Regions from separate parts of the Homo sapiens genome. Here all the other regions are linked to region 3. The links are chromatin contacts, found by Hi-C or POLR2A ChIA-PET in ENCODE. All regions are on one chromosome and are shown on one strand. The core of a region is the stretch at or near the end of the contact, and the rest is flanking DNA. Distances in the headings are between cores, read along the strand shown. Region 1 has its middle 44 kb from the start of LINC01101. Region 2 has its middle 38 kb from the start of LINC01101. Region 3 holds the start of LINC01101 (long intergenic non-protein coding RNA 1101).

Region 1 (2,719 bases), core at 156-2,655, 44 kb before region 3:
TCAGTTCACTTATTCATCTGTTTATAATCACTGCCCTAGTCCAAGGAAACAAGCTTTGTTTTCTTCCCAGCCCTTAAAAAGTACTTTCCCACCTCCAGCTTTTGGTTTGAGGACGGGGGATTTTCTTAAGAAGCATTGCTCCAAGCTGATCCTGGAAGCCAGATTTTAACAGACACCAGAAGAGGGGAGGACCTCTTAGCAAACCCCCAGCACACTGCCCACCAGTCTTGGTGGAGGAGCAACTTGAGGCTGCTCTTGGGTTCCTGGGCCTCATACTCCTACCTTTGTCCTGTCTCTTCCAATGGGCAAAGATCCAAAGGCAAGAAGGACAAGAGGAGAATTACCAGTCCCTTTTGTATGCTGGGCTTTTTGTAGACATTCTATGATTTAATCTTCTTTATAGCCTTTTAAAGTATAGGGCCAGTCTCATTTTCCAATAAGAAAATGAGGTTCAGAGAAGTGAAGTGACTTGCTCAAAGTCACACAGCAAGTAAATAGCAGAGTTGGGATTCATAACCGAGTCTGGTAGGCTTCAAATTGCAATGCTCTCCTCACAACTCCCACCAGCCCTGCCTGCTGCCGCTGGTTAGGAGAGGTGCTGAGTTGGATTCCTAACCTCTGCTCTATCCCCCTGCCCAACCTCCTTTCTGTCTCTCTGAGCCAAGTCTTCATGCCCCTTGACTGGCCCATGCCTGAAGTCCCAGCCACAGATGAAGATCTGCAACAGTTTCAACTACGGTGGGTGGAGCCGGGAGAGTGGGTGACTCCAGGCTCTCCTGGGAAAAAGAGGCCACTGGAGTTCTCACCACGATGGAGAAGGGGGTGGCCAGCTGGCCTGAGAAGCTGATGGGAGGGAGTCTAGAGAGATTGTTTCTCTGCTTTTCCTCCTCACTCTCAGATAGGCCAGGTTTCAAGGGCCTGGCCCCAGGGAACAGAGACATGGTCTTCTGTCGACTGTAGCAAAAAGTGGCTCAGCATCCATTTCTGTCCTTGCCAGGCCGGAACCTGGCCTCAGGCCCAGGCGGATCCAGGCCTCTGGGAGCTTGGAAGTTATGTCCTTCTCATCGTCTTCCAGCCTGGGGCAGCATCTCTGTGTCAACTCAATTCAATCTCGTCCATTCCACACATATTTCTGGGGCCCTATCCATGTGCCAGTCCCGTGCCAGGTACGGACAGTGCCTGCTCTTGGGGGATCAACATCATCCCTGGGTCTGCAGGAGACCCCGATGTATGCACTGGGTGGTCAAGAATAGAACTTTCCATGGGCAGTCATCAGGAGAGGTTCCAGGAGCACTGCGCCAGGAGCCCAGGATGAGGCTGGATTTGCCTCGTCTATCTCACAACACATGCAACACCCACAGGTTCAAGACGCTGGGCCGGGGCTGGGCTGGGGTTGGCTCCAGGACACAGAAGGAAACGTGATGCCGGCAAGAACTGAAAAGCCAGGCTCCTCCTACTGCCCCGGTGCCTCCTAAAACAGTTTGGTTCAGTTTGACAATAAATGGAGCCCACATCACAAATTCCCATCACTAGAAGAACTGGTTAAAAAAAAGGGTGGTATATTCACACCATGAATATACACAGAAGCAAAAGAAAAAAAAAAGAACAAATGATTGTTACACATCACAGCACGAGGGACTCTCGCAGGCACAGCAATGAGCCAAGGCAGCCAGGTGCATGTCTACCCTTCCTGATTGCCTCTCTGTGTGGTTCAAAAGCAGATGCACTAGAATATGGGATGGAGGGAGGAAGAGTGGGGAGCTTTGGGGGTGTCTAGACTGAGAAGATTCATGAGGGGAATGTTTCTGGTGCCAGCCATCTATATCTTGACCAGGGTGCTGGTATAATTCTCTGAAAAAATATTGAGATGTACACTTGGCGTATGTACTTTAATGCATGTTTGTTTTATCTCAGTTAAAAAAAAAGAACAAATAGACGAAAAAAAAAAAGAACAAATAGACAAACAAAAAGAAAGCCCAAGCCCAGCCAGCTTGTGAAGAATGGCAGGGACATTTGCAGTGCTTGGCTTCCCAGTGCCCCTTTTCTGATCGCAGTGCCCTGATTTTCTCTGGGGAAGTCCTACCTGCCCCCGGTGGACACAGCCTCAGGGTAGGCACATGACGATACGTGGCCAACTGGACACTTTCTCCTGGAATGCACACTGTGGCAGAGTAAGGAAAGCAATCAAAATGCTGGGAACTGCCTCACTCTAGAGGCTGACTGTCAGTGGGTCTTGCTCTTGGAGAAGGATGAGGTCTCCTGGACAAACAGACTTCCCAGCCTGCCCTCCAGCATGGGGAACCATGAACTTCCAACCAACCCCACTGGCTTGGGTCAGATAGCCAGGTTCAGAGGCCCTGCCCAGTGGCACCTCTGCACAAGTGCCAGGCCTTGTCGGGGGCCTGTGCTAGGGATGGGTACTCCTGGACTGGATTCTGTAGCCTTTGGGACATCAGTTGCTGAGGAATAAAATCAGAGCCTTTCTGAGGTGTCTGTCTAGGATCCCACCTAACCCGCCAAGGACGTGGCATGAGTGAGAAATGAGCCTTTGCGGTTACAAGCTGCTCAGATTTGGGGGTTGTTTGTTGCTAGGTATAACCTGGCCTGCCTGACTCTACTGACAGCAGTAATTTGGTATCTCCGGCCCAGACCTCTTTTTTGTACTCCACACAGACATAGGCAAAGGCAACAGGGCATCTCCACTTCCAGCCCCACGAGC
Region 2 (2,700 bases), core at 80-2,579, 38 kb after region 3:
ACATGCTCTTCCAAGGACACAGAGGTGAGGACCTGAGGCCTAGCCCTAGTGCTCAGCCCTGGGCCCCCAACCAAAGCCTCCTGTCCCCAGCCCCACCCAGGCTAGGTCTCCTGCTAGGTGCACTCTACTGTTCCACCAGCTCCTAGGGGTGTGATGTCACTGCCCCATCCAGCTCCTCTTGCCTGGCCTCTGCTGGAGCCTCCTTCCTGGCCTCTCTGCCCTGACCCAGGCCAGGCATTCTCATCTCCATGCACTGAGCCTTGTGGAAATCAGACCAAGTTCCTCCTGGATGGAACCCCTCCGCTGGCTTGCCTCTCTCCTAAGGACCAACTCATCTGAAGTCCCTGCCGTGGCCCTGCAGGCCATGTGCCATCTAGCCCCACATCCTCCTCATCTCATCTCTTTCTCCAACCCAGACACTCCTGAAGATACCAGACATATTCCACCCATCCTGAGGACTTCGTGTTGGCTGTCCCCTCGACCTGGAAGTCTGCACAGCATTTCATGATGGGGCCACTTCTTATTCATTGATTGCCTGTCTCCACTGCAATATGAGCCCCAGGGAACATCACCCCGGCCTTTGCTGAGGCTGCACCCCCTGCCCCCACCCATCCATGGCCTGCCACGTGGTCACCCTCATTCCACAGTGCAGATCCTCGGCCTCAGCCTGGCACAAGGCTGGGTCCCAGAATCAGCTGCGCCCTTGTCACCCCACCTGGGGCCCCACACACAGGACAAATGACAGGCGTGTCTCCTCGGGTGCTGGGGACCAGCCCTGGAGTGTCCCCCATTGTTCCCAGAAATTAGCAGCGGTTGCCGCATTCAGGGGAAGCACTCCACCCCACGGGCTATGGCACTTGGGGGAGAAGAGAAAAAAGACAAGCAAGATCACCAGGCGGGCCAATGCCGGTGCCTTTTCCCTGCCTGCGATGCACACTTCATTTAATTTTTATAGTGGAGGGAGATGTGGGGTCTTTTGAGCATCGATATCCTCGTGGGCAAGTCTAAGTGTCAGACAATAAGCGGAGGAGCGGCGCTCGGAGCGCGTTGGCCCCGCTGTCAGTCTTGCCCAGATTAACAACTTCATCTGAGCCTTTGTTGATATTGACACTCGGTTGCTAGGTAACATGTTTACCGCTCAATGAATAGGACTTGAGGGCCAGTGGGGGCACAGTCAACAGATTGGCAAATAAGGCAAACGTGCCATGACTTGATGTGCCCATCGTGGTGCCCAAGGGTGCAGAGGATGCTGATCTGCACTGACCCCCGATAGGGCGAGTGGCTGTGGCCTCATGCCCAGGTGGGGAAAGTCCAGGAAAGCAGCGCTGTTTACACCCAGGGCCCAATCTCGTGATGACATAGATGCCCCTGGCCTCTTGACAAGGGTGCTTCTCTCCAGCAACGCTGTGACACGGTGTCCCTGCAACTCTGCTGCCCTGGAGAGGCCCTGCCCGCCTATTGCACCCTCAGCACCTTTGGCAGCTCCTGCCCCCTACTTTATCCCTATCCACAAGGGGTGTGCTGTCCTGAAAGGAACCCACGGCTGGGAGTCAGAAGACTTTGTCACTTCCCTTGGCTGGGAGGCCGTGCATGTGTGACTCAGGCCTTGTGTTGCAGGGCCTGTATGCTGCGAACGTATCCCCTGCCCTGCCTACCTCATCAGGGCATTCAAAGGAAAGGGAGGGCCCACCGTTTATTGAATGCCAGCCCTGCGCCAGGCCCTGTGCTGGGCCTGCTAGTCATTCCCTTTAGGCCTTGCAGCCACCCTGTGAGGTGGGCTGCTGACTGTGAACTCCTTTCTGATGAGTTCCTGTTAAGTGATCAGCCTTGAGGAGTAGTCGGTCTGCAGACTCCAGAACCCTCATTCCACTGTCCCACACAAAGACTTGCTCCTCTGTTCCCCACCTTAAGCTACCTGTTGACTCAAGGGCTGTGTGGAAAGGGGTCAGTCGGTCTGGCGAGCAGACGGCAAGGCCACCACAGGGCTCAGCAATGGGCATTTTGCTGAGCATGTTAGAGAAGCAAGGCTCTGTAAGAAAATCACACGATGTACCCAGGTAACAAACCTGCACGTGAACCCCCCAAATCTAAAATGAAAGTTGAAATTATTTTCAAAATAAAAAATCCCAAAACAAGACCAAAAGAAAATGGTTGGTCAAAACTCAACAAAGAGAAATGAGAATAATCAGACTCTGCACACAGCAGTCAAGACTGCAGGGCACAGAGGGCGCTTCCATGTGGGAATAGGAGGGGGACAAAGAAGCTGAGGAATGACCAGGAGGACAAGGAGGAGGGGAACCTGGACCTGCATGGAGCCTGGGGGCTGCAGCTCCACCATGCCCACCTGCACAAGAAGAAGCGGACACGAATATGCCAGGCTCCGTGTCTGGCGGCAACTCTGCATCCTCCACAGTCAGGCTTGCCCAAGCCACACCTGCGCTCTCCAGTTCTCACCTGAGTGGAGGCCCAGACAGCCTCCACATAGAGCCCTGATGGAGGGTCTATCATTCATTCATTCACTCCACACATATTTGGACCTTCTGTCTGCCAGGCTCTGCAACTGTTGCAGCTGTCGCTATGAAGGACACAAGCCAGGTCCCCACTTTCACGGAGACTTCGATGTGGCAGAGAAGGTGGACATGAGACACCTGATAATTACATACCGACATATCTCATGACAATTGCGCTATGTGCTGTGGG
Region 3 (2,855 bases), core at 130-2,629:
GGTGCCTTACTGGGAATGGGCAGTGGTGGGGGATCAGGGAGAGGGAGGCTAGAGGGTGGACAGGACCTCCCAGCAGCGGCAAGAACAGCTCCAGCTCCTGCCTTCTTGGAACCCTTCTGCCATGGAGCCCCCCAGGCTGAGGAGGCCTCATGGGGGCCATTTCGCACACCAAGAGGCTGAGTCACTTGCCCAAGATTGGGCCTCTGGTGAGTGACAGGCAATTGGACCGGTCAGGGTGACCCGGGGCATGCGGTCTCACCACCTCACCACAGTGCTCTCTTCCCACGGCAGCACCCTGCCTAGAGGATGGTGGCTGGGCCAGGCGCTGCCCCCACTGCCTCACAGGCCTCTTGGGGGTCAGAGATGGACAGGGGTTTAGGTAGTCCCTCCTCCATCCTGTCCTCATGGATGGATGCCTGTGCCCTCCCTAGATTTTTCTCACGGTCCGAAGGAAGGGCTAGCCCCTGGAGAGCATCTTATCTCTTGTTTGATGGATGGCCCAGAGAGGGTGAGTGGCTTGCCTGGGGCCACAGAGCAAACTGGAGTCAGGGCCACCCAAACACAGGAGTCCTGACTCCCAGACACTCATGCACTGGCGGGGCAGGGCCTACACTGTCTTCCCTGCTTCCCAGGAAGATACCTTGTGGGTAGATGTGGGAGGGAACAGGCCGGCCTTGACCAGTGCCATCCACTCAGCTGTTAAATATTCTGGGAATCCATAAAACTGACAGCCAACTCGTGGGGATGGTCGTGGCTCCTGTGTTCCCCACCAACCAGCAGGGGCACCTGGGGAAACCTCCAGTGCAGAAATCGTACTCTGCCATTTCCTGTATCTCCAGCTATTCCCCATCTGAAGAGTGAGGTGGTTAGACCAGGTCCCTGGTTTTCTTCCAGTCACCCCCTGCTGGAATGCCAGGAGCTCTCTTCTGTGCTGGGGGAAGCTGCCGCTGGCCTCAGCTTCCCCATCTGTGAGATCGGGCTCCATGCCCGTCTTGTTGGACTCATCAAGAGACCCATGGGGAGGAAAGAGCTTGCAAGGAGAGCAGCTAAGGAAAGACCGGAATCGTCCGAGCCCTTTGTCCCTTCCTGTATCAGCAGCAGGCGACCTGCCCACCAGCCGGGGCCTCCCGTTCCGTTCCATTCCGTTTAAGTAAGCTCTTTCCCTGTGCAAGGGAGCAACCGACCTCAAAGGCCCGGCCCACAAAGGGGCCCCCGACATGGCTGGGAACAATGCGGCCTGTTTACCTGACAGATTGTCCGCTTTCTTTTCATCTCGTAGGAAAAGAACTCCCACGGGGAGCCGCTAATCCCAGAGTAAACAGATGACCTCGTGGTGCCTTTCTCCCGGAGGTGGGGTTCCTAGCGCAGCACCCCAACTGTGCAAACAGACCCTGGAGGGCTCGATGCGCCTGCGGGGGCGTGGCTGGGGACCTGGGCCTGGGCCAGGAGGGGCCTTTCCCTCTCGCCAGCCCTCTTTTCTTCCTTTGTGATTTCAATTGAATGGGGAGAAGCTCAAAGGCAGGGGCATGAAAGGTCAAAGCCAATTTGCAGGGCCAAGTGTGGGGGAGGAGAGAAGGGCCCAGACCAAGCATTCTTTTTGGAGGCCTGACCTTGACCTGGAAGCAACTCCTCCCTCTCTCGGCTCTTCTGAGGACACTGCCCTGGCAGAGCTGGCTTTGCCTTCTGGCCACCCCCCTTACTAGCTGTGTGACAGAGGCCAGAAAATGCTCCTTTCTGAGCCTCAGTTTCCTCATCTGGAAAGCAGAGATACAGGGACCTGTCGGGTAGGACTGCTGTAAAATATTGTGGTGTGCTTTCCATAAGTGATGGCTGTTTATGATTAGGGAGGGAGTGAGGCTGAGTCTTGAAGCTGGAATGCCAGTGGAGGCCAGAGGGTATTCCAGGCTGGAGGGACAGGCAGAGCTGGGACAAAGGCACTCAGATGGCAATGAATAGTGTTTGTCTGGGAGACTGAATAAAATAGGCTCTGAAGCAACATATTATTGTAGGGTGGTTATTTCTGGGAAGGAAACAGAATTCCCCCTCTTCCCAGCAGTGTGACCTTGGGCGAACCATTTGACCTCTTGATCCTTCAGTTTCCTCGTTTATAAATGGGGATGCAAAGTCTTGTATCGAAGGACTTTCATGAAGATGAAAAGAACCTGATGTACAGCAGACACTCAAACATTAGCTTTTAGGGCTTTAGAAAGGTCAAGTTCTCCCAGTACTTTGGGAGGCTGAGGCAGGTAGATCGCCTGAGGTCAGGAGTTTGAGACCAGGCTAGCCAACACGGTGAAACCCCCTCTCTACTAAAAATACAAAAAATTAGCTGGGTATGGTGGCACATGCCTGTAATACCAGCTACTTGGGAGGCTGAGGCAGGAGAATTGCTTAAACCCGGGAGGCGGAGGTTGCAGTGAGCCGAGATTGTGCCATTGCACTCCCGCCTGGGCAACAGAGTGAGACTCTGTCTTGAAAAAAAAAAAAGAAAGGGCAGGTTGTAGGTTCTTTATGCCCTGAATGAGGCTGTGGGAGTCTGGTGGAGTCAAAGACACAGGAGACCCATCACGCCCACTTGGTCACTAGCAGACAGCCCTTTCCCTTGGGCTGCAGGGAGCCAGGGTGGGAGCCTCACAAAGGGTGTAGCCTTGAGCACCCAGCTGGCCCAAGGGCCTGAGCCTGCAACCCCCCTTTCCTGGGCTGTATCTTCTGGTCTGTTCCTTGGATCTCCTGGGCCTGCTCCTCTCATCTTAGCCCTCAGGAAGTCCTTGATCCCCAGCCCCTATTTGGGGTAGAGAAGGTGAGAAATGCTTAGGGTAAGTTATACTGCCACTGGCTTCTTCAGCATCAGACCC

Evidence for each region. Hi-C counts contacts between places; a loop is a spot of excess contacts on that map. ChIA-PET counts read pairs that join two places held with the same protein, here RNA polymerase II (POLR2A). Pooled maps may share reads with other maps.
Region 1: a loop to region 3 is called in a map of endothelial cell of hepatic sinusoid, with 4 times the contacts of the local background. The contact joins the enhancer-like site here to the promoter of LINC01101 in region 3. A Hi-C loop is called at or near these places in 2 of 168 maps with a recorded cell type or tissue (Caco-2 and endothelial cell of hepatic sinusoid). POLR2A ChIA-PET finds 5 or more read pairs at or near these places in 3 of 52 experiments (BJ, HepG2 and MCF 10A).
Region 2: a map of psoas muscle shows a loop between it and region 3 (2.2-fold over the local background). The contact joins the enhancer-like site here to the promoter of LINC01101 in region 3. A Hi-C loop is called at or near these places in 5 of 168 maps with a recorded cell type or tissue (HepG2, PC-3, gastrocnemius medialis and 2 more) and 6 of 50 pooled maps. POLR2A ChIA-PET finds 5 or more read pairs at or near these places in 3 of 52 experiments (HepG2, K562 and MCF 10A).

What each region holds. Positions count from the first base shown.
Region 1 is chr2:120,420,585-120,423,303 of GRCh38, forward strand. No RefSeq gene overlaps it. Among named protein-coding and RNA genes, the nearest start is that of LINC01101, 44 kb to the right of the region's middle. Within about 2 kb of position 1,406, at least 2 of the 41 ENCODE cell types and tissues checked have a DNase peak (open chromatin) inside an H3K27ac peak, as active enhancers do.
Region 2 is chr2:120,502,762-120,505,461 of GRCh38, forward strand. No RefSeq gene overlaps it. Among named protein-coding and RNA genes, the nearest start is that of LINC01101, 38 kb to the left of the region's middle. RefSeq lists an enhancer at 1,060-1,561. Within about 2 kb of position 1,330, at least 5 of the 41 ENCODE cell types and tissues checked have a DNase peak (open chromatin) inside an H3K27ac peak, as active enhancers do; they include gastrocnemius medialis and psoas muscle, where a contact is called at or near this core.
Region 3 is chr2:120,464,970-120,467,824 of GRCh38, forward strand. It overlaps LINC01101 (long intergenic non-protein coding RNA 1101), which reads right to left and starts at 1,380. Exons shown (of 1, transcript NR_027181.1): 1 at 1-1,380. RefSeq lists an enhancer at 1,134-1,676.